2 separate regions of the Homo sapiens genome follow, and region 1 is linked to region 2. Evidence: chromatin loops called from intact Hi-C (ENCODE). Cell type or tissue: IMR-90. All regions are shown on one strand. Each heading gives the region's core, and the rest is flanking DNA. Links, peaks and the distances in the headings are about the cores only. Region 1 overlaps KIAA1328. Region 2 overlaps CELF4 (CUGBP Elav-like family member 4).

Evidence for each region. Peaks named below come from ENCODE experiments on the same cell type or tissue, not always from the same donor. Only the 100,000 strongest peaks of a DNase experiment are listed, where the experiment ranks them.
Region 1: a loop joins it to region 2, with 18 times the contacts of the local background. A loop is called at or near these places in 14 of 110 quality-filtered maps.

The regions. Positions count from the first base shown.
Region 1 is chr18:36,933,075-36,949,103 of GRCh38, reverse strand. All of the region lies in intron 5 of KIAA1328, which reads right to left. Among named protein-coding and RNA genes, the nearest start is that of KIAA1328, 110 kb to the right of the region's middle. RefSeq lists an enhancer at 543-1,177. In IMR-90, for the core only: a CTCF peak has its summit at 6,644; no DNase peak of the experiment used is centred there.
Region 2 is chr18:37,336,013-37,352,041 of GRCh38, reverse strand. All of the region lies in intron 2 of CELF4 (CUGBP Elav-like family member 4), which reads left to right. Among named protein-coding and RNA genes, the nearest start is that of SNORA111, 120 kb to the left of the region's middle. RefSeq lists an enhancer at 9,979-10,539. In IMR-90, for the core only: a CTCF peak has its summit at 8,567 (motif pointing left); no DNase peak of the experiment used is centred there; H3K27me3 peaks cover 1,549 bases.

The DNA of each region.
Region 1 (16,029 bases), core at 3,220-11,219, 400 kb after region 2:
CCTCTCCCCCAAGAAGCTTCCTTATCAAGTGAACTGCACAACAATAATTAACACTTAAAAACTTCCAATTTCAAAAAGGGAAAATTCCTGACAATATAGACTATGGAAAATGGTCTGCACACTAAGCTCTCCAGACCCCAAAAGGCTGATCAGTGAAGTTGTGTGAATAATGCTTTGTGAAGCATAGTGAAACATATCAGGCTGAAAACTACCAGCTCCAAACACGAGAAACAGACTGAAAGCTCTTTAAAAAAAGTCATGTCGCAGTGGCTTACGCCTGTAATCCCAGCACTCTGGGAGGCCGAGGCGGGCGGATCACCAGAGGTTGGAAGTTCAAGACCAGCCTGACCAACATGGAGAAACCCCGTCTCTACTAAAAATACAAAATTAGCTGGGCGTGGTGGCGCATGCCTGTAATCTGAGCTACTCAAGAGGCTGAGGCAGGAGAATCGCTTGAACCCAGGAGGTAGAGGTTGCGGTGAGCTGAGATCGTGCCATTTTACTCCAGCCTGGGCAACAGAGTGAGACTGTCTCAAAAAAAAAAAAAAAGGCGTGGTGGCTAATGCCTGTAATCCCAGCACTTTTGGAGGCCGAGGTGGGAGGATCACGAGGTCAGGAGATTGAGACCATCCTGGACAACATGGTGAAACTCCATCTCTACTAAAAATACAAAAATTAGCCAGGCGTGGTGGCGCATGCCTGTAATCCCAGCTACTCAGGAGGCTGAGGCAGGAGAATCACTTGAACCAAGAAGTTGGAGGTTGCAGTGAGCCGAGATCGCACCACAGCACTCCAGCCTGGAGACAGAGTAAGACTCTGTCTCAAAAAAAAAAAAAAAAAAACAAAAGACAAACAAACAAAAAGTCATGTCATTCTACTTCCGATCTTCAAACAGAAGAGATTTGTTCTTACCATTAAATGAAAACATTTCATGAGCTATCCATTTCAATACACATGATACCTCTCTTTCTTCATACTCCTGCAAAAATAAAACTCTAAGCCCCTCAACTGACTGAATGAAGGCCGCTCTTGGCCGAGGGCATTCCAAAGTAAACCTGAAAAACAAGTTCAGGCCATGATGGGAAGGGGAGGTCAAACACGCCTCATTATACCCTCATCCCTTTGGAATTCAGGCACAATTGACCAACATTAACATTAAAACAGAGATCTTAAGACTGGCAAAGCAGTCTCTCTGCAGCAATGAGATATCAAATTCCAACCTGACTCTAGTATAGAGTCAAGTATATGATAGATACCAGGCCCTGAAAAAAATCAAAGTGTTTTACCCCAAAATATATTTCTTTGACATATTTTGAAATGGTCCTGCAAAGCTATCTCTTGTGGGGAAAATCTACATTATGTTGAGAATCCTCCTCCCTTTCCAGTTCTTCTGTTCCTGAAGAGATTAGCTGCCAGTCTAGCACCTTTGAAACATTTGAACAGAAAACACTTGCCATCAATTGCCTCTAAGGGTGGCCACCTATGAGGCATAATAAAAACCTGCAAAAAACCTTGGTCTCCACAACCCCTTATCTTTACCCAGACACTCCTTTCTATTGATTCCTGGTCTTTAGATAATAACTTAACTCTTTTGACCAACTCCCAATCAGAAAATCCGTGAATCCACCTATGACCTAAAAGCCCGAGTTGTCCCACCTTTCCAGACTGAATCAATGTACACTTTACATGTATTGATTTATGTCTGCCAGTAACTTGTCCCCCTAAAATGTATAAAATCAAGCTGTCACCCAATCACATTGGGCACAGGTTCTCAGGACATCCTGGGGCTGTGTCACAGGCCTTGGTCACCCATATTTGGCACATAATAAGCCTCCTTAAATGTTTTACAGAGTTTGACTCTTTTTATCAACATTCCTATATTTGTCTCCTTGAACTATTTTATCTTACCATGTAATACAATTCATTTCTGGTTTTTTTAGGAGACGGAGTCTTGCTCTGTCGCCCAGGCTGGAGTGCAGTGGCGTGATCTCGGCTCACTGCAACCTCCACCTCCCAAGTTCAAGCGATTCTCCTGCTTCAGCCTCCCGAGTAGCTGGGATTACAGGAGCCTAACAATTCATTTCTTAGTGGAAATGTAAACCGAGTTTAAGTGGTCCCTCAATCTTCTTTCTCCCACACGAAGCAATCCAGTGACATCAAGTGTTCCTCATATACAGTATTTCATCTTCCAGTGCTATCATTTTTATGCTTGTCATCTCTCCCTTCTTCAGAGATTTCATCAGAGTTCTCTTTTAAGAATAAGATACTATCATCACCTATTTCACAATTAAGCACCTATCACCAGGAACGGATGCCTGAACCACAGTATCTTTGAATAGCTCAGTATAACCTCTACTTGAAGGTGAGGGACTAACATTATATTTAATTTAAAGAGATTATATTTAATTCTTATTAAAAGAAAAAACCCATTATGTACTATTATTAATCTCATTTTACAAATAAATCTGCAGCACAGAATGGTTAATAACTTATCCAAGGATAACCTAGCAGTGAGCTGAGATTTAGAATAAAGTCTTAGAACCACTAGAGCAGCATTCCTTAAAATGTAATGTACAAAAGAATTACCTGTGGGTCTTGTTGGAAAGCAAATTCTGATCCAGTAGATCTGAGGTAGGGTCTAACAAGCTTCTGAGTAATGCTGATGTTGCTGGTCCAGGGAACATACTTACGGTATGCGTATCAATCATCTCTAAGAACCCTCTTTCACACCAGTGAGAGGAGGCCCATCCTTCTCCTTTATGTTGAAATGTAATACATTATTGGACTCCTTTGCTTCCTCCCTTTAAGTCATTCTTGGTATGTCTTTCTGTGTTTATTTTATCTGTTTTGGTCAACTGTTTTTGTTTTGGAAGGAAGCATATAGAAAGTAAAATAAGAGATGTAAAATAATCCACTTTCTTCTTTAAAAGGAAGCAGCATTCTGAATTTTTAGGGCAGTGTAACATTTCTATTTTGGCTAACTACTGAAGTATAGGTTGAATATCCCTAATCTGAAATCCAAAATTAGAAATACTCCAAACTCTGAAATGTTTTGGGCATGAACATAATGTCCAGAAGAAATGCTCATTGCAGCATTTTGGATTTCCGGATTAGGGATGTTCAACTGGTAAGTATATTGCAAATACCGCAAGATCTAAAAAAATCCAAAATCTGAAACACTTCTGGCCTCAAGAATTTTGGATACAGGATATTCAACATGTAATAACAATTAGCAAATACTACCTGTAGTGCTTAAGAATTTATACTGGGGGAAGAGTCCATGAGAAGGAAACAACCACACCCTCTCTCTTCTATTTCCAAAAAGATACTCATCTTCTATATCACCCACCCACACTTTTAAGCATAAGTTTACAGTATCATTTCTAAATTCAGTTTAACATTGCTAGACCATTAGCTATGGCCTTGGGGAACAGCATTCTCACCAGAGTTGCAAGTACTCTGTAATGTAGTATGAAAATATCACCCAGTATTAATAATTCTAAGTGAAAATCAAACACATTCAATAAAACTGTATTAACTGAAGTGAAAAAGGAGAGTTCTTATACAATGGAATCACAGTTATCATCTTAAGGTTAAAATTTTAAAAGTAGTAGGAATATTTCATTACTTGTCTCTTTGAAAATGACTGAGGCTATTGATCACACATGTAAATTACTGCTCAGAGAAAAATTAAGTAACTTCGTGGGGGGGGCGGTTATTGTCTAAACTCAGCAAATGCCACAAAGACTAAGGCAAAAAAAATTTTATGAACAACTTTACTTCAATGGTTCTTAATATAATTAAGCTTATGTGGACTGTTCAGCAGAATGATTCTGAAACACTGGTAAAGAACCAGATTTTTTGTTTTACCCTCCATTCAAGAAATGTTATAGAGGAATAGCCCAAAAATACTCAAAGACAAAAGTTTCACAATATCACTAAAATCAAGGGGCTAGGTTTTACTTTACTATTTTAATACTATGAATACTACATAAGTTAGCCCATAAACATTTAAAAGAACAATCCCTGAGCCAAAAGCTTTTTGCTACTGTCCATAAGCATTCATGTTTATCTTAAGAAAAGCCTTTCTCAAACAAAGCTTTCTTCTTAAGCTGCCAACATCTCTCCCTCTTCCTCATTATTACCAAAGTTCTCAAAAAATTAATCTATATTCACAGTCTCTGTTTCCTCAGTTCCAGTTTACTTTTTGGCCCTATATGTTTTCCATCACTCACTCTATTTAAACTGGATTCTTGACAAGTATTCTTTAATCTATTAATTGTTAAATGTAACAACCTGATTTGGGGTTTTATCCTCTTTGCTGGTCACTTCCTTCTTCAACAGATCTCCTCTCCTGGTTTCGCAGTTACTGGTTCATTCTGTTTCTTCCTTACTGATTGCTCCTTAAATCTCTTTCACTGATATCCTTTTCTTTACCCATCATTAAATGGACATACTCCCTAAGATAATGTCCAAGAACCTACTCTGTTTGTGCTACTTCCCCATGACCTTGTATTTTTTTTTTGAGACAGAGTCTCACTCTGTTGCCTAGGCTGGAATGCAGTGGCGTGATCCCAGCTCACTGCAAGCTCCGCCTCCCGGGTTCACGCCATTCTCCTGCCTCAGCCTCCTGAGTAGCTGGGAACAGAGGCGCCCGCCACCATGCCTGGCTAATATTTTTGTGTTTTTAGTAGAGATGGGGTTTCACCGTGTTAGCCAGGATGGTCTCGATCTCCTGATCTTGTGATCCGCCCGCCTTGTCCTCCTAAAGTGCTGGGATTACAGGTGTGAGCCACCGCGCCTGGCCCCCATGACCTTATATTCTACCACAGCTTCAAATTCAATACAGAGGCTGGAGATCCCCAAATTTCTACTTCTTAGCTATTCAAGAAAAACAGTATGACATGAGGTTCTACAGCAGTCCCATTTTACAAACATGATTATTATCCAGTAGAGTATGCACACATATTTGGTACTATATAGTTTATGAAGTGTAGGTAAGACAATTGATAAACATCCAATTCTTCCAATCATTTTCAGTATTTTCAAATCATAATGTTGAATTTTTACACTTAAATAACAAGAGTTAATGCTCCAAGAAAGTTTATCGTCCTACTACTGTTTACAGCATCATGATAATAGTGTTAAATGATGTCACTTTTTAACAGGAAAGTGCTAATACATACCAGTTACATTTTAAGGAAACATGAAATTTACTTTACCAGAGAATAATATCTCATGATTAGTTCCTGATTTGATTACTCTTTGAAGTGAATCCAAAATGGCATATGGTATAATACAAATGAATTAAGTTAGGATAACCTATATATAATAAAAGAGAAACCACACTGAATAAAGTTAAGGACTATGTTATCCATCAAAACAAAATTTCTTCTTTTTCTCCAACTGGCATCAATTAAATCACAGTATTATTCAGTTTTCCAACACCCAAATGACTTGTTTTCTAGTTCTATCTATACCACCTGTGCAAAAATTGTTCAAAAATAACTTAAAAGCAATGAACAATGCTAAATAACTCCCCACTCTGGTTAAAAACACTGATATGATCTATTTATATTAATCAAATAAAGATTACAGGTATTGCAAGACTACTGGACTTAACATTATCAGTGATGAAGCAGTTTATCTTTATCTGGCCCCTAGTTCAGATAATGGCTCTGAAATATATAAACCATGTAGAATGACAGACTGTGTTTTAAGACACACAGATCACCACTTGGGCATCAGCAGGTATCAATGCTGAGCAAGTCAACACATCAGCTAAGAAAGGTTCTATAATGAAAGTAGTTGTACACTTAAATAAAATACTACAAACAAAATTTTTGTTCCTTTATAAAAGGCAAATCTATCCTTTCATAATAAATATGCATACAAAGTTGGATTACAGCAATCATTATAGCAAGGGTTAGGTACTATTTATAATATATGACATTCCCTTTCAATATACATGCCCCAAACAAACAAGGAAGGCACTCTGCCCAGGTACATTGTTAGCTCCTTCAGTGCACACCAAGTGTTTTACATAAAGATGTCTGATGGGCCCTGATTCCTATACCCAGGGAGCAGTCTGCATAACACTGTAACAAATTCTAATAAGGCTAAGGGAATTAAATTTGCTTTGGCATCATTTCTAGGGCTGATTCCTGGAATAAAATTTGGGAATGTTCTGTCTCTATGAATTGGTAGAGAAATTTTAAATTAACATATGTGTCGATCAAGTCACCTGTTAAATCTCCCTTTTATTAAGCAGTAAGAGTCACAATAATATAGCTAAAAACATTCGCTCCCCAGTATACAGACATAATGTCTCAGCTATATGATGGCTAATTTCTACCATACACAAGAGATCAATTAAAAGTGAAATGCAAGGTCTAGTGGGTGGCACAAGACTAAGCCACAGAAAGGGTTACTCCTATTAAAAATTAATCTGGATTTTGTTTTCTCATTAAAAAATACATTCAGATTATAAAATGAAAACAAAAGCAACACTGCACAATTTAGCTGTCTTTTTCTACCAAATTGCTTATAACTGTAACTATAAAATGATAATTTACCATACGTATAGCTGCAAAACTAAGAAAAGCACTCGTCAGTGGTGCTGCGATTTGTGAACCTACTACTCCCCCTACTGCCTGTGGAACTGAATTGCAGTAAAATTAAAGGTTTGTTCTATGTCTCTAACAAAGCGTGAAATTTCATATACAGTCAGTTCTGCTACACCACTTGTTCAGAAAACCAAAATTCGTTCCTGTGCATTTGATGTATTTGGAAGCAATTTGAGCATAACGTGAATATCACTGTGAGAAACACCAGGTGCAGGCAGAAAACTACATCTAGCTGACCAAGCCCAGTAGAAATATTTAAAATATGCGCCAACAGGCCTCACATCTTAAATATCTTCCAGCTATTTCAGTTCCCTTTGTGTTATAAGCCATACCTACTAATAGATGGTGTTACAACTTTATATCCCACTTCAGCAACCTTCCCTATACCATTTTACAATAACTCAGAAGCTGCAACCCTTTCAATATTAACTTCCACAAGCATACTTCAGTTTTTTCAAGGCAAAGTACCATATTTATTGTAGTATTTATGAATTTCTTTATAACATAATGCATGTACAACTGTTCTATCATTTTTATTAGGTTCTTTTTTTTCTTAATGTTTCACTAAACAATTTCTTTTTATTGTTGTACTTCTAAACCTATTTTTCCCATAAGCTTCCTGGGGTCTTTAGTAATGATTCTGCATGGTATGGTGATTTTTAGAAATGCAAATGTCTCCTTATAGCAGAACTGACCATACAGTAGTAAAATGTAAATGCCTCTTCTATATTTGTGAATAGGGTAAGAGTAATTATGAATAAATATCAAAATTTTATAATTTTAAAAAATGTGTTTTATATGTCTATTTCCATGAGAGTATTACTGACTTTTTCTATCTCATTTAATTAATTAATATTTATATACATGTTTATTTATTTTGAGATGGAGTCTTGCTCTGTCTGTCGCCCAGGCTAGAGTGCAGTGGCGCAGTCTCAGCTCACTGCAACCTCCGCCTCCTGGGTTCAAGTGATTCTCCTGCCTCAGCCTCCCGAGTAGCTGGGATTGCAGGCATCCACCACCAGGCCTGGCTGGTTTTTGTATTTTAGGTTGAGATAGGGTTTTACCACGTTGGCCACGCTAGTCTCGAACTCCTGATCTCAAGTCGGCAGTCCACCTCAACCTCCTAAAGTGCTGGGATTACAGGCATGAGCCACCACACCTGGCCTCTATCTCCTTTTAAAAAGGCTAGAAAGGCTCTCTCTCTCCTCAGGTACAGAGCTTTATAAGAATTCAGGAGAAAAAAATTATACATGTATGTGTGGGTATACATATTTTTAAATATGTTAAAGTATATATATTGAAATCTGTCCCTTTTGCTATTCAAACTATTAATCATACCAAACGGTTTGTGTCCCTGCTCTAATTTGACAACCAAGATCTTTCCAGAAGCCTGAGGTGAGTAAACGTCCAACTGACTCAAAAAATGGGATGATTCCTTATTTCGCGTTCACTTATCATTCAAAATCTGAATTGGTCAAAAGTCGCATAAGAAAAATGAGCACTCGGCTGTGCATGGTGGCTCATGCCTATAATTCCAGCACTTTGGGAGGCCGAGGCGGGTGGATCACAAGGTCAAGAGATCGAGACCATCCTGGCTAACATGGTGAAACCCCATCTCTACTAAAAATACAAAAATTAGCTGGTCGTGGTGGCATGTGCCTATAATCCCAGCTACTCAGGAGGCTGAGGCAGGATAATCGCTTGAACCCGGGAGGCAGAGGTTGCAGTGAGCCGAGTTCGCACCACTGCACTCCAGCCTGGTGACAGAGCGAGACTCCGTCTCAAAAAAAAAAAAAAAAAAAAGTAAAATGAGCACTCTATTTACCAATGATGAATGCAGCTTATTATAGGCTTTTCAGTCTTCTGAAAAATACAGGCATTACATTCATATAAAAGGGAAGTCAGGATAAAACTTCAAGAATTCATAGCCTTTCACTTAGTTAATAGTCTTACATCAAATGCTTCACAACTACAGCAAGCTTTGTCAACGGCATACCTTTCTTATCAAAGTACACTTCATGAATAGTTGTCTACACTGGGTTTAACCTTTCTATATAATCAACCTGCCATAAAAAGAGAAAAACTTACTGTCAGGAAGGAAGTCTAAGTGTGGTCCAGGGACAGCAGCACTGGTATCATCTGGGAACTTCTAAGACATGCAAAATCCTGAGCCGCACTCTAGATGTGGATTCGATTCTGCATTTTATCAAGCTGCTCAGGTGATTAACGTGTACCTTATAGCCTGAGGAGCACTGGTTAACAAGCACTGTCTAAACCACTATGACAAAATTCTAGGTTCCATTTCTGCCCATCTTGCACTTCTGAAGTCAAGAAAAGCAGCTTTTCTGTCTCCAAAGTCATATCTTTTTATAAGAAATTAACTGGAATGTTCATTTTTTAAAATGTGCCATTTTATCAGTCTTTCCCACCTTGTTAGAATACAGTGTCTTTGGACACAATGGATAAAAAAATTCAACTATTTCTCTTTCAAAAGATATCTGAGATAAAATTGACTAAATATGTCTAAATGTTAATTCCTAAAAAGACATATATAAAAGAATATATAAAATAGATATTTTTTCATATATACATGTAAAACAGCAGACATTTGTTCAATAAAAACCGTGGTGATCATCTCAATAGATGTAGAAAAGGCATTTGACAATATTCAACATCCTTTCATAGTAAAAACTCTCAACAAATTAGGCACAGAAAACATGTACCTCAACACAATAAAGGTCATATATGAAAAGCCCACAGCTGACATTATACTCAATGGTGAAAAGTTAAATGCTTTTCCTCTAGGATCAGAAACAAGAAAAAGATTACCACTACACCACTTTTATTCAACGTAGTGCTGGAAGTTATAGCCAGAGCAATTAGACAAGAAAAAAAAGTAAAAGGCATCCAAATAGAAAAGGAAGAAGTGAAATTTTTTGTTTGCTGATGATATGACCTTATATTTAGAAAACCCTTAGAACTCCACCAAAAAAAATTTAGAGCTGATAAATGAATTCAGTCAAATTGCAGAACCCAAAACCAATACACAAAAATCAGTAACACTTCTTTACACTGACAACAAACTATCCGAAAAAGAAAATAAGAAACCAGTCTTATTCACAATAGCATAAAAAATAAAAAATAAAATACTTAGGAATAAATTTAACCAAGAAGGTGAAATATCTGTTATACCAAAAATTATAAAACATTGAGGAAATTGCCGATGACACAAATAAGTGGAAAGGTATCCCATGTTCATGGATTAGAATTAATATTGTTAAAATGTTCATACTACCCAAAGTGATCAACACATTCAGTGCCATTTTTATCAAAATTCCAAGTCATTTTTCCGAAAAACAGAAAAATAGGAAAAACAACACCCCAAATCTGTACTACAAAAGACCCCAAATAACCACAGTAAGTTTTGAGCAACAAGAACAAAGCTGGAGGCATAACACTGTATGACTTCGAATCTATTACAAAGCAAGAGTAATCAAAACAGCACGGTACTGGCATAAAAACAAAAACAAACACATTAACCAATGGAATAGGATAGAAAACCCAAAAAATAAACCCACGCATTTATGGTCAACTGATTTTCAGCAAAGGTGCCAAGAATACGCTATGATGAAAACAGAGTCTCTTCGATAAATGGTATTGGGAATACTGGATATCCACATGCAGAAGAATGACACTAGACCCACTATCTCTCACCATATACAAAGATCAAATTAAAATGGATTAAAGACTTAAATGTACATCCTAAAACTACAGAACTACTAGAAGAAAACATAGAGGAAATTCTCTGTTGGTCAGGACAGTGAATTCCTGGATTTGACATCAAAAGAACAGGCAACGAAAGTAAAGATAGACAAATGGGATTACATCAAAGCTTCTGCACAGGAAAGGAAACAACAGAGTAATGAGACTATCCACAGACTGGGAGAAAATAGTTGTAAACCATACATCTGATAAGAGGCAAATATCCAGAAAATAGAAGGTACTCAAACAACTCAATAGCAAGCAAACAACTCAATCAAAATATGGGCAAAGGACCTAAATAGACTTTTCTCAAAAGAAGACCTACAGATGGCCAAGAGATAAATGACAAAATGCTCATCATCACTAATCATCAGGGAAATGCAAATTAAAATAACAATAAGGTATTGCCTCGTTCCCCTCAGAATGGCTATTACCAAAAAGATGAAAGATAACAAGTGCTGGTGAGGATATAGAGAAAAGGGATCCTGTGTGAACTGTTCTTGCGAATGTAAATTAACAGAGCCATTATGGAAAGCAGTATGGAAGTTCGTCAGAAAATTAAAAATAGAATTGCTATGTGTTCCAGCAATCCCACTTCTGGGTATATACCCAAAGGAACTGCAATCAGTGTGCTGAAGAGACACCTGCACACCCATGTTTATTAAAGCACTATTTACTACAATAGTCAAGACACAGAATCAACCTAAGTGACCAAAGAAAATGAGAAATATATACTATACAGAATGGAATATTGATCACCCATAAAAAAGAATGAAATTCTACCATTTGCAGCAACATAGATGAAACTGAAGGTCAATATGTTAAGTGAAATAAGCCAAGAATGGAAAGACAATATTGCACATTCTCACATATGGGAGCTAAAACAGTACATCTCATGAAGATAAAGAGTAGAATAGTGGTTATCAGAGGCCGTGAAGGGGTAGTGGGGAGGTGGGAATGAAGGGAAAAAAAGGATATAAATGTAAGTATTACTACAGAACTATACACTTAAAAATGGAAAGGATGGTAAATGTAGTATATTACCTCAATTAAAAAATAGGTATATGTAAACATACTTCTTAATTATTATTTGTCAATTAAAAATTAAACAATTCATATGTTTGTTGGCCACATATGAATGTCTTCTTTTGAGAAGTGTCTGTTCATATCCTTTGCCCACTTTTTGATGGGTTGATTTTTTTCTTGTAAATTTGTTTAAGTTCCTTGTAAATTCTGGATATTAGACCTTTGTCGGATGGGTAGATTGCAAAAATTTTCTCCCATTCTGTAGGTTGCTTGTTCACTCTGATGGTAGTTCCTTTGCTGTGCAGAAGCTCTTTAGTTTAATTAGATCCCATTTGTCAATTTTGGCTTTTGTTGCAATTGCTTTTGGCGTTTTTGTCATGAAGTCTTTGCCCGTGCCTATGTCCTGAATGGTATTGCCTAGGTTTTCTTCTAGGGTTTTTATGGTTTGGGGTTTTACATTTAAGTCTTTAATCCATCTTGAGTTAATTTTTGTATAGGGTGTAAGCAAGGGGTCCAGTTTCAGTTTTCTGCATATGGCTAGCCAGTTTTCCCATTACCATTTACTGAATAGGAGATCCTTTCCCCATTGATTGTTTTTGTCAGGTTTGTTGAAGATCAGATGGTTGTAGATGTGTGGTGTTATTTCTGAGGTTTCTGTTTTGCTCCATTGGTTTATATGCCTGTTTTTGCTATCAGTATCACACTGTTTTGGTTACTGTAGCCTTGTAGTATATAGTTTGAAGTCAGGTAGCATCATGCCGCCAGCTTTGTTCTTTTTGCTTAGGATTATCTTGGCTATACAGTGTCTTCTTTGATTCCATATGAAATTTAAAAGAGAAATGCAAATCAAAACCACTATAAGACACCATCTCATGCCAGTCAGAATGGGGATTATTACAAAGGCAGGAAACAACAGATGTTGGCAAGGCTGTGGAGAAATAGAAAAGCTTATATGCTGTTGGTAGGGATGTAAATTAGTTCAACCATTGTGAAAGACGGTATGGCGATTCCTCAAGGGTCTAGAACCAGAAATACCATTTGACCCAACAATCCCATTACTGGGTATATATCCAAAGGAATATAAATCATTCTACTATAAAGACACATGAACATATATGTTTACTGCAGCACTATTTACAATAGCAAAGACATGGAACCAACCCAAATGCCCGTCAATGATAGGCATTGTGGCACATATACATGATGGAATACTATGCAGCCATAAAAAGGAATGAGATCATGTCCTTTGCAGGGACATGGATGAAGATGGAAGCCATCATCCTCAGCAAACTAACACAGGAACAGAAAACCAAATACCACATGTTCTCACTCATAAGTGGGAGTTGCACAATGAGAACACATGGACACAGAGAGGGGAACAACACACACCAGGGCCTGTTGGGGGTGGGTGGTGAAGGGAGGGAACTTAGAGGATGGGTCGATAGGTGCAGCAAACCACCATGTCACACGTATACTTATGTAACAAACCTTCACGTTCTGGACAAGAATCCCATTTTTTTTTTAGAAGAAATAAAGGGAAAAAATTAAACAATAAAAAACAAAAGAAAAAACCCTAGCAATACAAATTTATGCCACATGCCTAGGGCATATTTGATTAATTAGATAAACATTTTTTAAAACTGCAGAGTTAACATTTTCTTCCCTAGTTGTATATAAACACAACAAGCTGAGTATCCTGGCTATATTTAATTAAAATCCATAGAAGAAAGGCTTAATCACAGCATCTTCATAACAGTTGTCGTGATAGGACTAATTATAATAGAGTTTTACTGACACCCATTATTATATCTCATTAATACATGCAAATTGCCACATAATTTAAAATGCCAAGAACCTAGGAATTCTTTGATCAAATGACCTTTGTTCTTTCAAGTTACCTCTCCCAAACTCCTTATATGCGCACACACACACACAGTATATACTTAACACAGACTAGGTGGGCTGCTTAATTAGGACAAGCAGTGCAAAGTACTGAGGGATACATCCTTTTCCTTCCTAATCTGTTTCTCACAAATACGTCTGTATGATGAAGAATACTATGAAAGGATCACTCCCCACCCCCATAAAAACAACAATAACATCAAAAAGAGTGAAACAAAGACTAATATAAAGCCAAAACCAAACAAAAGCCAAAATCCCCACTCATCAACTATATGGTTTTATGATAGCATAAGGCATTAATGGCCATATGATATCTGGAATGGCAAAAAATGGCATAATTTGGGCAGCTTTTAACCAGACAGGGGAAAATGCCCTTGTTACTTAAGACATAAGCTGAAAGGCTTATACCAAAGGAGGTCTAAATATGCTGTTTTATTAAGTGACTTCACATCAGGGTAAAAGGAGAAGAGGAAAAAGGGAGGATTTAGAGATCTTATTTCCAGTGGCTGATTTCTACTCAAAAGATTCTGTCTAGAAAGATTTAGTAGGCCATCACCTTCTGTAACCAACCATTCAAGTCTACCACTGCAGTGCAAAGTAGCCAGAGACTGTATGTTATCAAATAAATGTGGCTGTATTCCAAGAAAACTTTACTTACAAAATCAGGCAGTAGCCTGGATAATTTGGCAAGCCTTGCTCTAGCCTAACTGAGAACTAAAAAGACTATAGCTGTAACTTTCCCAGGGTTTCCAAGAGAAACAGATTGAAGAAATGATGAGTAAGAATTACGTGGTCTCTGGAAAGACAACAGTGTCTAAGATCACAGTGATTGGTTTTTAAAGTGATTTGCCCTTTGAGACCTAACTTGGACCAATATGTAAATAAAAGCACATATTTCTTATAAATCTTATACTGCCATAACAAATGAAAATGTAGAGGTAACAAAGACGAAGCAACAATACTTTTCCTTTCTCCAAGCTTTGTCTTTGTCACCTCTAAACTTACATTTATTAAATTAAGAAATAATTATCCTTCAAAGGGTAAAAGTTAGTCTCACAAAAATGGTAATATGAAAAGAAAGACTAAAAAAAAATTTAGAGGAGAGGGAGACGATGGCCAATGAGACAGAGCCTGGAAGCACTGCTCCCACTGAGGGAGACCAAATGGACATGGATGAAATTGGAAATCATCATTCTCAGTAAACTATCGCAAGGACAAAAAACCAAACACTGCATGTTCTCACTCATAGGTGGGAATTGAACAATGAGAACACATGGACACAGGAAGGGGAACATCACACTCTGGGGACTGTTGTGGGGTGGAGGGAGGAGGGAGGGATAGCATTAGGAGATATGACTAATGCTAAATGACGAGTTAATGGGTGCAGCACACCAGCATGGCACATGTATACATATGTAACTAACCTGCACATTGTGCACATGTACCCTAAAACTGAAAATATAATAATAATAAAATAAAATAAATATGAAAAAAATATGGAGTAAACAAACATACTCTGAGCCAATTTCCAGAGAGGAAAACATCAAGAGTTGAGAGGTGACACAGATACCAAGAGTGAGGAGGGAGGAAGCTGCCTGCACAGGGTTGTCAGATGCTAGTTCCCAGCCCTAAATGGCTCCTAAGCGGTGAGTGAAGGGAAAGATGGGCAGTCCACTCTTGCTGCAGACCTCTGGGATCCTAGCTGCAAGAGATCCCATGACCCCCCATAGATATCTGAACTGGTAGGGGGATCATCCTGGAGAGTTAGGAAGAGACAGAGGTACAACCTGTGCAAAATGCGGGGACTTTTACACACGGGGCAGCTGCAGTGTAAAATGGCCACAGGCGCCTATCCCCCAAAGTTCTCCATCTCCCCAGTTAGCTCTAGCCCTAGTCAACTGCAAGGCCAAGAGAGAACAAAGCTGGCTTCCACTGGATTGGGGTTCATCTGTTCTGTAGGCTCTCCTGACTGACAGCCCTCTCAAGGCCCCTGCCTGGCTGCTCCACAGGAGCGTGTGTACAATGCAGCCTCCCCTGCCCAGCCTGGATGCTTTATCTGCAGCTCTATCTAAGTACTTTCTCAGTGGCCAGGAAGCACCCTGGATCCCCTAGAACAGCTGGTGCCCAACCCAGAGGGTGTGGAGGACAGAACTGTGGGCTGGTCCTGGCACCCCAGGGCTGCATTGTGCAGCTCAGAAGTGCCAAGCTGAGATCTGTGGCTGGGACTCAGTTACTTTCAAAACACTGTGAAGGGTGAAATGTGCAAGGTGGTAGGCTGGCACAGGAGGAGGGTGTGCCTCCAGGTGCAGGGCTGGTCTGAGAAATATGACCCATCTACTAGCCATGTTATCTACCCAAGAGGGCCCCGTGGCCTGGAACACCTAACAAAGGAAACTTGAGCACAGCACAGCATAGCACCACTGATTGGAGGGGGCCCCACCAAGGCCCGGGAGCAGATCTGGTGAGGGGGTTATCTCTCTCTCCACCACCACCACCACAGAGCAGGGCTGCAAACACATGGAAATACAAAAGCCACACAGTTAAGAAATAGATACATATACGTTTATAGAAATGTAGAAATGTATTTATATTTATATTTTAATATATGTATATATTTATAACAAGAGACCTTCAATGTATTTGTTATTTGTTTTCCTTAGAAATTGGGTCAATATTCATTAGTCCTATATATGTGTGTTGAATGCAAATCATT
Region 2 (16,029 bases), core at 5,099-13,098:
ATTTAGAGACCCATGTACTCAGACAGACTTCACTATGCTAACTTCATCTGCTGGCCACTCCCTTGGCTGCCTAGAGCTGCTTCCCCTGAGTAGTGAAAAATATTCTTGAAAGCTGTGTTTCTGGGCCAGGTTCGGTGGTGGCTCACGCCTGTAATCCCAGCACTTTGGGAGACTGTGGTGGGCAGATCACTTGAGGCCCCAGGAGTATGAGACCAGCCTCGCTAAGATGGCAAAATCCTGTCTCTACTAAAAATACAAAAAACATTAGCAGGGCGTGGTGGCGTGCACCTGTGGTCCCAGCTACTCAAGAGGCTGAGGCAGGAGAATTGCTTGAACCTGGGAGGTGGAGGCTGCAGTGAGCCAAGATCGCACCACTGCACTCCAGCCTGGGCGATAGAGTGAGACCCTGTCTCAAAAAAAAAAAAAAAAAGAAGAAGAAGAAAAAGAAAAGAAAAAAGAAAGCTGAAAACTGTGTTTCTGGACACTGGCTCAAAATTGAATATAATATCAAAGTAAAACCAGCCCTTTCATATCAAAGGCAACCTGGCAATTAGAGTTGAGGACACAGATGACCAGTGGGAAACCTGGGCAGTAGGTTCAGGGCAGGTAGAGTCATTCTGGTATACGTTGGGCCCGTGGGCCTGAACAGGCACGCAGGAGGAGAGGGGAGAGGCATCGTTTCTTGGAGAGGAGGCCACATGTACATAATGTGTATGAATGTATATAATAATCATTAGCAGCGATTCAGCTGTCTGCTGCTGGTATGCAAGATAAATTGCATTAATCAACACGATGCCTTCAGAACTTTTGGCGAGTCGTTTCTTTTGCTAATTGGGCCACTTAAACTAGACTGTCATTGCACCAGGATCTCCGGCTGTCAAGACAATTACTGGCATGTGCAAGCCCCTCCCTTCCAGCCCCCCTCTCCCCCACCAGCACCTTTGCGTTTTTAAATGTAATATTAATGAGAAGAGCTATACTAATTACCTGGCCAAAAATAAAACCCTGAAAGAAGGGGGGAGGTGGGTAGGGATGTGACCGACAGGGAGACTTGGGTAACCTTGAAGGCAGTATGAGAAGCTCTCTGAGTGGGGGCTCCCCAGAGACCCAAGACTGGCCCAGGCCAGAGCTCCAGGCCTGCTCCCCAGCTGTTGTGGAATCCTGACCATGCCCTCTCCTCTTGGTGACCCTCAGGACTTCAGGCCAGATGCACCATGAGCCCTGGAACTGGGGATCCCAGAATCCTGGGGTCTTAAGTGAGATAAGCCTGTAGTCCCACCATCAGACATTTGGAGCCTGCTAGACTCGGAGAGATAAAGGGACCCTTGCGAGGTCATCTGATTTTAGACTCATTTCCCAAAGAGACCAGCAGAATAATCCACTGATCAGTAAAGCCAAGTTCAGATTGCCTAGCTCAGTAAAACAGAGCAACCCCACCTTGGTGGCCTCGGGAAATTTCAGAAAGGGGAGGTTAGGGGTCTGTTTGAAGGTGGGTCCTGCAATGTGCAGTATTGATTGGGATCGGACAGGCTCTGTGACATAATCCTTTAGAAACTGGTAGACAGAGCAAGGCCAGGGTTGAGCAGGTGAGGATGAGTAAACAGCCATTCACAGGCCAGCAGATTTGTCCGGGTGAGTGAGCTGTTGTCCTGAGAAGAGGAGCGCGCGTGGTCTATTACTCAGAAATTTGGATTTTCAGGAAGTTCTTGGAACAAAGTTATTTGCATCTTTTGCTTCCTGGATGAGAATGTTCTGGATAGTCAAGTCATGTTCACGTAGAAAGTCTTGGTCGTCATATGTTAAGCTGTGTGCTGCAGGCAGTTTGCTAAAGTGTCTGCATTTGTCAGAGGAGAATGGGGCTCTGTTCCCATCGTGTGCCTGTCCCTGGTTGCTGAAGGCCCCTCATCCACCTCACTGGACATAAAATTCTATGGATTCTTGCTCCTCTATCTGTCCCAGGCATGTCCCTCTCCCAAATTGCACTGCCACAGCCTGCTTCGGGTCCTCCCTGCCTGCTTATCTCTCCTCCTCCTGGAGGCTGCCAGTGTTTACTAAAAAGCAAACCCAGTCACGTCGCATGTGATCGAGGGGCCACCGCTTGCCTCTCCCCTCACCCATCCCTTGCCCTGTGAACTCTGGCCGGCTCCCCTTTTCAGTGCAGCCCCTCACCTTTCACTCCACTTACCACAGGTCCTCTGTCTCTGAGCCTTTGCACCTGCTGTCCTGCTGCCCGAATGCCCTTCTCAGCCTCGTGCTGCTGGAAAACTCCTGTTTGTCCTTCAGGAATCAACTGCACCAGCCACCCTAGAGCACATCCTTGGTCACTCACAGCTCTGTGGTTCCGATGGGCTGGCCCACGCTGCTGTCTGGGTCTTAGCTCACCTGCATTATTGGTTTACAGGTAGAACCTGTGTCTTATTCAGATACACCCTAGCGCTTGGCACAGGGGCTGCCTGTCCTTCATGCACAATAAGTGCTTTGGAGTAAATGAGTGTGTCTTTTCCATTGCCTTCTGAATAAAAAAAGAAATGATTCTTTAGGCCTGCCATAATCTGTCCTGCTTTAATTTAAGCCTATTGTGTCATCTCCTGGTTCCCTCCTTCCTCCCTAAACCCGCTACAGAAAGAATCCAGCCACGGTAGGGAAGGCATCGCATCTCCAGGCTGATAGGCCCCTCCAGGGCCTCTGACTTGGACAAGGAAGTTTCCAGTTTCTCCCCCCAACGTGTCCCTCTTCTTTGAGAGCCTAAACAGATACCCACAGATAGGAGGGACATCCTGGTGGCTATCCTTGATGCGAGTTCAGGTTGGGAGGGCAGGGCCCACCTCAGAAAACTGGGAACTGCCGAAACCGCCTGCGCTATCTCTGAGTTTCCGAACACTGTTTCCATGAAGTGTGAGTTACCTTCAAACTGTGTCCAGCACCTCCCCCTGCTTCATCCCTGACTTTTCCCAGGGCTCTCTCCAGGCCCCATGGATGTGCTGCCGTTGCACCCTGCGATCTCCAGCTCATTCCACCTTTGGAGAGTTGCATTCATCAGCAAAGCAGGCAAGGTCAGGGGCCAGTTTGATCAGCCTGCAGCCTCTCCCAAACCCCCTGGAGGCATGAGAGAGGGGAGAGAGACCCCCCAGTGCAGCTCCCCTGGGGGAGTCTCTAAGCAGCCCCAGGGTGGCCTTGAGTGACTGCTTCTTCCTCTCCCCTCTCCTAGAAGCAGAGGATGGGCTGGGCCTTGCCTTGGGGAGTGTGTGATAATAAAAGCTCCTGGAAGAAAAGGAGGAAAGGAGGTGTGAGAAAGTAATGGAGGAGTGAGGAGACCAGGAATGACCCCCGATGGGTTTTGTTGTTGTTGTTGTTGTTGTTTTGGAGGATAGAAACCGCAAAAGCCAAGACCAGGAGGAGGGAATTTTGCTCCCATCCCCCCACCGTCCCACCCCACCTCACTGCTCCAAGACTTTCAAGGCCATGGTCCTGTCCCTTGCTCTCCAAATCCAGGCAGATAGAAAATGGAAGATCCCACTTGAGCCCCTGGCCCCAGAGGCTGTGTCATAGAGAAGCAGGGTTGTGGAGCAGATGGTCCGTGCCCGGAAGCGCCTGATGTGATGTGGGATGGACAGGACCGGGGGTGCATTCACATCCCTGGCCGGAGGGAGGAAGGCTTCAGTGGGCAAAAAAGGAAGGGACCAAAGAAGCCCTTCTTTCTGGGTAAGCTGGGAGTGCTCTGGCCCAGGAGGCTTTTCAGGGGCCTAGTGTGTGCGTGTAGCTCCTGAGCCTCACCTCACCACGTGAAGGGCATTTGACCCTGCTTAGCAGGTGGGGAAATTGTGGCTAAGAGGGGTCAAATAGTAACTGATCTCTGTGCTCTTTCCAAAAGGCTGTTTAGAGAAGGAGGCGCAAGAGAGAAGAGCAAAATGCAGAGGTAGACAAAGGCAGAGACGGAACTGGGGATGCAGGGCACAGGGCCAGGCGGGCAGGAGACCAGAGGCCCGGCCTGGAGGAGGGTCAGTTGCTGACCTCAGGCACCAGGCCCACCCATAACCACCTGCTTGTGTTTCTCAGGGTGGGAATTGAGCCACCTGGTTGGCCCCTTCTGAGCTGGGAACGTGGGAGGTATCTCTCTCGAAGAAGAAAATAAAGGGGAGCCCTCTGGGAGGCCCATCTTGGATTGAGCCTTAATCCAAGGACACAGGCCACAGCAGCCAGGTCAGCAGGGCCAAACCAAGCCCGTCCTCTTCCTCCCTGCAGGGGGCTTCTGGCCTCTCACCTGCTGCAACCCCCTGTGTGGTGTGGGACTTGCCCCCTGTGTACCCAAGTCCTTGGGTACCCTGGATTTGGCACCCCTCTACTTGGCTCCTCCTGCCAGGGTGCCCAGGGGCAGGTTTGGGGCTGGCTTGATGCCCGCAGACATGTGCTCAGGAGAAAGGGAAGTGAGGGGCAGAGCTGTGAAGGAACCTCCAGCAGAGGGTGTGCGGCCGCCCTGGGTCCTTCATGCAGGTGACGACCTGCCCCGAACTAGAGAGGTAGGAAGGGACCTGAGTGGCTGTGAGGCAGGGCCTCTCTGGGACACTTTCCAGAATAAAAGCAGACTCAGGCACAGAGAGCCAAGTGTAGGGGTGGGGGATGGGCCTGCAAACCCCTTAGTAATAAATGAATAATTGGCCCAGGGTTCCCCTGATTGAGGGACACGGCTTCATGTCAGCATCTCCCACACAAGGGCCTCGGATGAATCTTCCCTTCGTGGCCACTGTCACCAACCAACTTGGGCGTGGCGTGGGGGGTGGCAGGGAGACCTTGGAGACTCCCTGTGCACCCCTCCTCCACGCTCTGGGGCTCCCCATTCTCTTCCTGGTCAAGTTTACAGACAGACTTCCCACCCTCAGGGTCATCTGAGGTATTGGCCATTGTCTGTTCAGACTTCGCTCTTGTGAGCTTGGGCCTTTCTCCTCCAACACCCTCCATCAGCAGGTCCAGGAGGCTCCCTCTCCAAGGCACCTCCCAGACCCACCCACTGTCCCTCCCCCTTCAGCCTTGGCATATGAGCCCTCACTCTCCCACTCCCCTTCTTCCCCTCCTCCCTGTTCTCAGAGGCTCAGGTCAGCCAGTCCCTTCTCCAGATCCACCAAAGATACCCCGTCCACCACTCCCCAATGCTGCTGGAAGACAGACACCCTGGGATGGGATCATGGGGCCGCTGACTTCCTCATCCCAGCGGTAGCATGAGACATGCTGCCCCCATGGCTGCCCCAGGCTTCCTCCCTCCTGCCAGGCTCTGCCAATCCCCCAGGGCTTCTGCACAAGCAGCTGCCATTGCCCAAACCCCTTCCACCTACTCCTCCCCAAACTGACTCCAATCCCGAGCCTCGCCCTCAATAACCACTCCTCTGCGATGCTTCCTCCAACTGCCCATTTAACTGGGCACCCCTTTCTTCTCTGCCCTGGTTCCAGCAGCACTTTCCTAACTGAACATGGCTCATGTACCTGCCCCCCACCTCCTGGCGTGTCTTCATCCACACAAAGAACCCGACTAGGTGGTCCATCCATATCTGGTATGTACTAGGTGCTTGCTGAACCCCAGTCGCAGAATGACTAAAACAAGTCAATTCTAGGATACCAGCTCTGCAACTGGCAAACCTGCCCTGCCTCTGTCACACTCTGCATTCATTCCCCACTTCTCCCCTGGAGCCTAGAGCTCTTTTTTCCCCCTGGGCTCCCTACAGAGGCTCCTTCCCTGTGACCTATAGCATTCTGGGTATGTCCCCTCCCAAGGGATATGCACATTGGAGGGGACCAGTGACTCATCCACTAAAGTGATGCCGGAATGCAGCTGCACTAGACATTGGGGCAGGCCAGTTGGAGGAGGTGGGGGCAGGCACTGTTCTTGACATAGGGAGCCCTCATCCTCCAGCAGACATAGAAGGAGGCTGCAGGCTGGTCCCTGCTCCACACTACAGAAATGGCCTCTGTGGCGGACCAGCAGGACAGGCACAGCACGGTTCTCCCCAGGAGGGCGCCATTTGGAGTAATCAGTTTTTTAATTACTAGTAATTAAGTATATGTAACCTGCCCAGCTGCCACTCCAGGAAATGGGACAGAACTCCTGGGGGCTCCGGGGGCCAGGCATGCACTGGGAGCCTCAGAGCCCATTCAGCCACCTCAGCACTGAAGAGGGTGGGTAGGTGGGTGGTTTTGGGAGTGCTAAGGTATGCAGGAGAGACCCAGGAGACTGGAGAGACCTCAGCCTCAGGGTAGGCTGTGCCTTTCTATATCAGGGGTCCCCAGCCTCCCTGGGGCCTGTTTCCATTCTCCCTTCAGCCTAGAGCAGCAGGACACCTGCTCAAAAGGTTCTTGAGGTGGGGTTCCCAACCAGCAGCTTCCTCCCCCAGAGCCTCCCAGGCCTTCAGCCACTCCAAAGGAGTCCTCCACTGAATTCCCCAGGCTGCCACTCCACCCATAGGAAAGTCTGCCCCACCCCACCCCAAAGCACTCAGTTCATTTTAATGTCTACTGAGCATCTACCATGTGCTGGTTGCTGCAACCGAGGTCTCTAAGGCCATGCAGCCATCCCTTAGGGGAGCCTGTGTCCCCCACCCCACCCCCGACACCCAAAGCTCACAGAGAGGCTGGCTGTGCCCAGGGCCCAGCTCTTGGCTGCTGGTCTTACCCTCTGTTCTGCCCTCTCCCTGCCCCTCTCTCCACTTCGTCTCTCTCCCACTCCTCCACCTTATGATGCTGTCTTGCATTTAGGGTCTTTTGCGGAACAATTAAAATGAGTGAAGGGAACCTTCTTGCTTTCTTGCAGTTCTTCTTTGGGGAATGGGCTGGTGTGGGTAGCCCCTGCTGAGATGACACCTGGCCTAACCTAACGATCCTTTAATTAAACCCATCCTTATAGGAGCTCTGTACACCAGTCCTGGGGACTCCAGCCCCTCCAGAGACAGAGCCTCCCGAGGCACCCAAACTTTTCTGTCCGCCTCCACAGCCATTCTCCAATTCTCCACCCCAGCACATTCTACATCCTGCAAACATGGACTTGGGTCATCTCTGGACAAACAGGAAGTGGGTTCTGGCAGGTGGAGCAGAACTGGGGGCTACAGGCATTGATGGGATCAGGGAGGGCACACTCCCCTCTTAGAGTCTGCAAAAAGGGCAAGGATTTTCATGTGCATCTCTAGGGGGATGAAATCCAGGATGCTGCAAGGCCACCAGCAAGCTGGGCTGCCAGGGCGTGTCCCCTCCCCTTGCAGCCGTTCCCGTCATCTGTCAAACAGGAATGGTGACAGCTTCTGTCTTCAGGTTCACGAGCGTCTGCATGCCTCTGAAAACCCTCTGCCAACATGTAACATGGGGTTAGTGCATGGATAGCAAGACATGATGAAAAATACAGAAAGCTGTGCACATATGCATGGTGACTCTGGCTCCTTTTAACTCCAAGGGAACAAGCTTTCATGGCTCACACCAGAGCCTTTCCTCACCTCGGCAAAGACCAGTTCTTCCAGAGTCTACCTGTAGTTTCTCTTGCTATAGCCAAGGTATAATGCTACCTTTCAATACTTCCTAGAAAGCAAATGGCTTAACTTTGGATTTTAAAACCCAGGGAGCCACTGTACTCACTGTTACTTCTTTCTCCCCTGACCCCCTGTCTCTGCCCCGTGGCACCCCAGTGCTGTGGCAATGCCTGCCAAATTTCCAGGGAGTCACTTGTTCTCTGTTTCACGGGTTGTTCTGTGTTTCACGGGTTGCTTGCCATGTGTAAGCCACGTCTGTCCTCAGCACTTGCTCTCTGGACCCCATGGGGCAGGTCAGTGGGGAAATGTGCTCCTCAATGATCTGGTTTTTACCTGGTGTTACTGTGGATGCCCAGCCCCATCCTACCCTGCAGAACTCAACCTCTCGAGGAAGGCTCCTGAATGAGCCACATCAAGCCAGCAGTGGATGAACAGTGTGGAGCTGACAGTCCTAGGCAATGGGTGATCAGAAAAGGAGCAAAATGGGGGTAAAAGGTTGATGCTAAGAGATCTAATGGGCTTCCTGGAGAAGGGGCTTCTTAGACAGAAGTCTCTGAAAAATGGGGAGGAGTTTGGTTGCAGAGAGACCATTCCTGGCAAAGGGAACAGCCAGGGTGAAGGAGGGAGGGAAGAACCAGCCGTGGTGAGGGGTACCAGAGAGTTGGAAGTGGACAGCCTGATAGGAGTGAAAGGTGAGGGTTTGGGAGTGGGGAGTCTGGATGGGGTCTGCTGCAGCACATGTGCACACTTGTCTGCACACGTATTCTTAGAGAGCCAAGGTTCGCAGGGCACGGAACACGAGCAGCATCCAGCTGTCATGGCAAGGAGGAGGATGCAGCATGCCCAGACTGGCCACTCTGAATACACGCACAGGTGCCCAGCTTGCAGTCAGGCAGTCCCTTCCTGCACTCCTACATATACACACGCACCCCCACATATACACACGCAACCCCACATATACACACATATGCACCACATATACCAGGGGTGGGATGGGAGGTGGGGAGGCTGAACACAAAGCCGAGCCTGGCCGGCAACCCTTAGACTGCACCCGGCTGCCATCTGGTGGCTGTATGCAGCTCTGCGCCCTCTAAGATTTCAGGATTTTGGAGCCTTTGGGATGTCACACCCAGAAGTGGCATCCCCCTCCCCACCCCGTGTCTACACACACACACACACACACACACACACACACACACACACACACACAGAATCAACACCCATTCTCAACACAATGGCCCACACCCAAATGCACACAGGGCCTCACAACAAAACTGCTGCAAACACAGGGACACAGACGCAGTCATTCCCATGCACACTTCTTTTCTACCTCTTCTCACCAACTAAAATTCAGAAAGTAAGGGTAGAAGACACTGCTGCTAGCCCAGCACAGGCATAAGCACAGCAAGCTTCCCTGTGTTTCCAGAGGCCTTGGTCTGTTCTTAGCACACCAGCGATTCTCACCTGTGGTCACACGGTGCACACCCTTCCAGCTCCCACATCTACCTGCCGCCCACACGTTTCATTTCCAGGATCTCCTCCTTCAGTGTAAGGACGGGAATGGCTCAGTGGGCAACTCCCAGTGGGGGTCATGTTCCCACAGACACCCACATGCCATGGGGACCGCCAGGGACATGACATAGGGGTTGGGGGGGACACCACCCACAGAATCCTTCACGCTGCAACCCAGGGGGCTTCCTTGCACTAATGGGAGTGGTGAGATTCAACTTTTTTTGCATTAGTTTTTGTCCCATGTAGCTCACAACACATCTTTATCTACATTAGCTCAATATGGATTATTATTTCCCCCATTCTTTCCCACATGGAGGCATGGAGGTTCAGGGAGGTTAACTGGCCTAGGGTCACACAGCTAAGAGATGCCTGCAGGAACCCAGGCTCCCCCACTCTGCTTGGACCCTGGCCTGCACTCCCTGGGGAGACCTGAGGCCCAGTGGAGCTGTTTCCAGTCTGGGATGAGGAAGGGGCACAGCTGCAGAGCACAGGGGAGGGTGGTGCCCACTCCTCACTCCTGCCCTCCACTGCCTCTCAGAGGCCTCTCACCCTCCGAGGCAGGCCCCCTTCCCCACCAGGCTGCAGCATCAGGAAACAGAACATGGGGTCACTTTTTCTGAGCCCGGCTCTCAGACTGTTCCACCCTTGCACTCTCCAGGCCTAACCTGCTCAGAGAAGGTTGCTATCTTTATGGGGCCCTAGGGACTGCTGGCAGGAACAGAAAACTGGGGAGGAGGTGGAGAGGCTGCCATGTGCCCAGCGTGTGTGTGTGTGTGTGTGTGTGTGTGTGTGTGCATGTGCTGTTATCTTTCCCCAATCTGAATTCCTATGTGGATACAAAATGGCCACAGCCCTACCAGGACACAATTGCCAGGGATGGCTCTAAGAGACCAAGTTAAGGGGCTGGTGGAGAAGAAAAGGTTGTGTGTGGCACCAAGGATGAGCTCCACTGTTCTCCTGTCCTCCACCTGAGAGGAGATTGGGACACACACACACGCACACACACAACACCAAGCACCACAGACATGCAACCTGCAGACATCCATTTACAGATAGATCACAAACAAGGAGAGTAAGCGAGTCTTAGCAAGGAGACCCAGATGAGTCAGAGAGTTGTGGGATTAATCAGGAGAGACTTCCTGGAGGAGGAAGATCTTCAGCCTAATGGCATCAGGGATCCATTAGAACGATAAGTGCCTGCTGTGAGGCAAGCATTGTTGGATTGAAACCTTCACCATCCTAGCTCCTAGGAGCACTTCCTTTTGTCATCATACACTCCTAGAGTCAAAAGGAACCTAAGTGGTCACTGGCCCAACTCCACCCCAGGCAGGGTCCCCTCTGGAGCATGCTGGACAGCAGCCCATAGGTTCTGCTGGATAGAGCACAGTCATGGGGCAGAGGACACTCTGAGCTTCCAGGCAGCCTGTGCCCATGTTGGACCAGGAGTTCCTGCGTGAACTGTCTGCAACGTCCTGACCCCAGAGCCAGGTGGAAAGCCCTTATGCCCTCCACTCACTGCCTTCCAGTGGGATGCCCCTGCACCTGCTCAGGCTGAGTGGCCCCAGTCTCCTTTAACCCTCCTCATGTAAGGTGAACATACTTCTCCTGTGTCTGAACACGCTGCATATTTTGACCTAAATGCCACATCCCCATGTGGGCTGTGGCCCAGACCACTCCCACTGTCAGCAGCACATCGCATGCTGAGCTAGCTGCCCAGTGTGGGCACTTTCCTCCCAGTCTGCCCCTCTGGGATCCCAGGGCTGCTGATTACACAGACCAGAGCCCAACCTGCTGTCCCCTCCAAGGCCCCCTGGGAGGACACACAGCCACACCCATGGAGCCTGGTTATTCAAACCATGATGAATCCATTTCCTGCACATGGTAGCCAAATCCTGCCCTGAAACCTCACTTCCTATCTAAGTGCCCTACTGAATCCTCACTGGGGAGTCTGAGTGGTTGGTGCCCTTCCCTGCTCACCAAGGTGGTTCTTTTCACCATCCCTACTTTAAGCAATTATTCTAAAGAAGAGAAGTTAGGCATTTCCTGTATGAATGGCTGGGGACTGAACAGTGGAAGCTACAAGTGGCTCAGACGTTAGCTTGATATCACTGAAACAATGTCGAATAGATGAAAACAGCTGACTCATGCGTGGAGTGAGCCTCCAGTCAGCAGAGGCATTCAAACCAGGGTTGCCTGTGAGATGCTGCCAGTAGCTTGTGCCTGGTAGGATTAGAGCCCTTGCATCTTCTCTGTGTCTGTGATTCACTGTCATTGTCAACTACATCAGCATGGACACGTTCTTCAAAAATAAGACTTCTTTAGTTGTGACTATCTGAGAAAACCCAACACACCTCTGCTCAGGGATCTCAGGCTGGCCGCCCCTGGTGTAGAAGACAGAAAGCCCACTGACCACTGGGGTCCACCCTCAGGCCTGTGGGACTGGGAGACGAGAGGGAACTCAGCCCAGGAATGGTTGTTGAGTGAATGAATGAACAAGAGAATTAATGAATGATCAGCCACAAGACCATGTCCCCACTGAAGCTTCTTCCTGTCCCAGGCTCATCCCCAATTCAGAGAACCTACAGGCTCCCCTTGGACTCCCCCACTGTATTAAGACCCAGCCCAGGACCTTGTGAGGAGCACTGTCATGTTGGTCTGGGTACCCCAGTGACATTATCACCTGCTGGAGGAGCCCCAACTCAGTCAGGGCTGAGCCCAGCCCAGCTGGCAAAGGCACAAGGCTGAGAGCTCGGAGAGCCACTAACCAGCTTCTCACTCTCACTTAACGTGGCATTTCTGAGGTCAGGATGGGTGCCCCAGCCTGGTTGTTGGCTGCACTTCGGCAAGATTTCCTGAGGCTGGGGTTGGTAGGAAAATGTGTGCGGACATTTTCCTATCAGTGCCCCCCAGGCTGGGCATTGTGGTGGGAGTCAGGAAAGGGGGAGACCCCATTTCAATCACATGACAATGGAAGCTGCTGAGGCTGTTAAGGAGGAAAGGGCTTAACGCAGCCGTGCTAATAAGGATTAATGCGCTGATGGCAGGTGGGGTGCACTCTATGGGGGAAACAGCCGGACACACAGAACCCCAAGTCACTGGCAATCCCAAGGCTGGGAGTGGCTGCACCTTGGGAAGTTCAGCGCCTACCCTCTCCCCTTGCCTTTGCCCCCTGCCCCCCTCTGCTATGTGTTCATTCATTGGCAGGGGCATGACCATGCGTCTACACACGAGAAACCCAGCAAGATGCCTCCCAGGCCTTTTTTTTTTTTTTTTTGAGACAGAGTCTCAGTCTGTCACCCAGGCTGGAGTACAGTAGTGCGATCTCGGCTCACTGCAAACTCCACCTCCCAGGTTCAAGCGATTCACTTGCCTCAGCCTCCCATGTACCTGGGATTACAGATGTGTGCTATCACACCTGGTTATGTTTTGTATTTTTAGTAGAGATGGGGTTTCACTATGTTGGCTAGGCTGGTCTCAAACTACTGACCACAAATCATCCACCTGCCTCAGCCTCCCAAAGTGCTGGGATTGCAGACATGAGCCACTGTGCCTGGCCACCTTTCAGGCTTTGCACACACATGACTACATGTATGAGCACACTCATGCTCACACAAATGCATCCACCTATCCATCTGCATGGACCCACATAGCCGAGCTCTGGTGAGCATCCTCCTTCCTCCAGGCGCAAGCCAAGCCCCCACTTTCTGGTCAAGGGATCCATTTGGGGGACAAACACTCTCCCTCCCCCATACAGAAGCAGTGGCTTGCCAGCAGGGTAAAATTTATCATCATTATCCTAATATCATCTCCAGGCTTGGCAGTGGCAGCAGCTAAAGAAAATACCAAGGCTTAACTTGGGGTGTGCAGGAGAGAGAGGCAGGAGATAGGAAATATGATTTATGATGGAAATCAATGCAATCATAATACTTTGTGCTTATAAAATTGGGCTGCGCCTCCTGTGCCCACACAGCCCGCATCAGCTCTGCCTGTCAAAGGAGGCTAGGAACCCTGGGCTCTGGGACCAGGATGGATGCAGAGACCCAAACGATGGCCATTGCCCATCCTCTTGCCTGGTCTTCCTTGGGGCAGTGGGGGTTCAGGGCATTGTCCAGAGAGAAAGGTGGAGGGAAGAAAAAGGACGTCAAGCTGGCCCTGGGGCACAGCGCTGGGCATGGTTGCCCATGTGGCTTGTTCTGCTCTCAAAGCCACCCTGTGAAGGTAGATCACACACACCACACACACACACACACACACACACACACACACACGGCTCCTGCATTTTCAAGTCCATTAAATGAAGCAAGAGCACAGAGAGCTTAAAATCTTTTATTTTGAGTTCAGGTCACCGGTAGTCATGGCCGAGCTAGTCATGCTGTTCCCATGACATCACGTGGCCTGGTGCCCAGTGGAGCCCAAAGATTGTAGGGGCCTGCCATGACATGGGGTGTGAGGGGCCCCTAGAAGGCTCCACTCCACCCAGAACAGCCCCCCCGCCACCCCAGCACCCAGAATCCCATCACTAGCAGTATCTCTTTGAGCTAAGCAATATTTTTTACTGGTTATATGATGGTGGTAGTGACAGTGGTGACAGTGACAGAGGTGCTGATAATGGTGACAATGATAGTGGTGACAATGGTGTCAGTGACAGTCATAGTGACAAGGTTAAGGTAACAGATGGTGGCAGCGACAGTGGTGGTGGTGGCAGTGACAGTAGTGGTGACAATGATAGTGGTGACAATGGTGTCAGTGACAGTCATAGTGACAAGGTTAAGGTAACAGATGGTGGCAGTGACAGTGGTGGTGGTGGCAGTGACAGTAGTGGTGACAATGATAGTGGTGACAATGGTGTCAGTGACAGTCATAGTGACAAGGTTAAGGTAACAGATGGTGGCAGCGACAGTGGTGGTGGTGGCAGTGACAGTAGTGGTGACAATGATAGTGGTGACAATGGTGTCAGTGACAGTCATAGTGACAAGGTTAAGGTAACAGATGGTGGCAGCGACAGTGGTGGTGGTGGCAGTGACAGTAGTGATGACAATGGTGACAGTGACATGGTGGTGGTGACAGTGGTGATTTTCCAGATGTTTGTTGCAAACATGGGGCGGGGGTCAGGTTAAACACAGACAGGCATTTCAGGGAGAACTGGAGATAAACTTGTTTCTGCTTCACAACTTTTCTAGAAGAACTAAACCAAGAATCCTGTCCCTGGCACAGTGGCCTGGGAGAGCATAGAGGTGGAAGTAGGTAGAGTGACTTTTCCTTCTGGTAAACTTGAGCATGAGCATGCTTCTGTCACTGAGTGGCAAATCTCGCACCATGTGACAAACCATTTGTGCTGAAGATAAAGGGGCCGGGGTGATGGGAACATGACTTCCGAGGCAGAGGACGCTGCCATCTGGAGATGAAGCCTCAGTCACTGAGGGGGCCTCCTTGCAGGGGCATTTCCTCCGCAGGCCCTCCGGAACATGCCAGGGCTGCAGTCAGATGGGTGGGTGAACAAATGAGGGAGGGAATGAATGAATGCCATCAGGAACAGCTGCCTCCTGGTGGCACCTGCTGAACTCAGCAGCCGGGAAAGAAATTAGACCCTGGGAAGGAGGGTCCTAGCTAGAGAGCCGGGTCTCTGGGGACACAGGAGCTGTGCTAAAGGTGGGCAGTATTGAGGCCAGGCCATCTCAGGAAAGGCCCTCAGGTGGCTCTGAAGATGGGGAGAATCTCAAGGGGAGGGTGTGAGGCTCACCATGGGAGGCAGTGGGTCTCGCCAGTCTCCCCACCACATCCTCCTCTCCCTCCGCTTGTGGGACACTGGAGCCCAGGCCAGTTGGGCCCACACCGTTAGCTTCCTGTCCTGCTCACCAGACCCCAGGGCCACCGCAGGCCTGTTTCTGACCAGTGTCTCTGAGCCACTGAGGAGGAAGCAGAGACAGGAGATGCTGCCCGAGCAGAAAGGATGTAGCATGGAAGGGTCGACAGGCAGACCACCAGGCCTGTGAGCGCCAGGCATGGTGAGTGGAGCACAGCCGGAGGCGGCCAGGGCCCAGGAGGGACAATGAAATGGAAAGAAATGAAGTGGGACGCAGCCGAAGCCTCGGGTCCGGGTCATGGGGCCAGCCCGGCAGCCCCGCCGGGGGTTGGGGTGACAGCACTGGCATTTCAAAGGGCACCCCAGGGCCAGCGCCTGCCTTGACGAGACCTCAGGAGCTCGATAGACTTTCTAAACCTAATTAGTGTTTAATGGCCTGGAGAGACGCCGCATCCACCGTCATCGGCCACGCACGCTGGCCAGCTTCAGGTTCTTAATTAACCTTTAAGGAGATGATCTGCTGGTGGCCGCCTCAGGAGGCCACATCCCATCCCTGCTGGCATGCACGTGTGCCAGGGCCTGTGGGCTCTCTGGGCACACTGTCACACATATGAGTCTGAGGGTGACCCCAGCCACTCCCTCATAGCAGGCTTTTGGAAATGGCAGGTGGACAAATTCCCACTGAGGTGTCCTGGGGGCCTGGGCTTGTGGAGGGGAGGCCATGCTAAGAACTACACAGGATAGGCCACATGGGGTGGCTCATGCATGTGATCTCAGCTTTGGGAGGCCAAGGTGGGAGGATTGCTTGAGCCCAGGAGTTCAAGACCAGCCTGGGCAACAGAGACCCCTTCTCTACAAATAATTATTTTAAAAATTAGCTGGGCGTGGAGGTACATGCCTATAGCCCCAGCTACTTGGGAGGCTGAGGCAGGAGCCTGAGCCCACTGCACTCCAGCCTGCGTGACAGAGTGAGGCCCTACACAGGATAGAGAAAAGGAGAGAGGAGGAGACTGGCAGCCACCACAGCCGTGAGGGGCGCATTCTGGCTGTGAGCCCTCCCTGAGCGAGGCTCCTGGGGCTGGCTGTGGGGCATGTGGCCAGCAGACTGAGGAGATGAGCTATGATCTGGGGAGGTGGGGGCTGCTCCTCAGGGCTCAGAAGTGCGCTGCGAAGAATGTCACAGGAGGCTGAATGCAGGACCATCAAGACTGA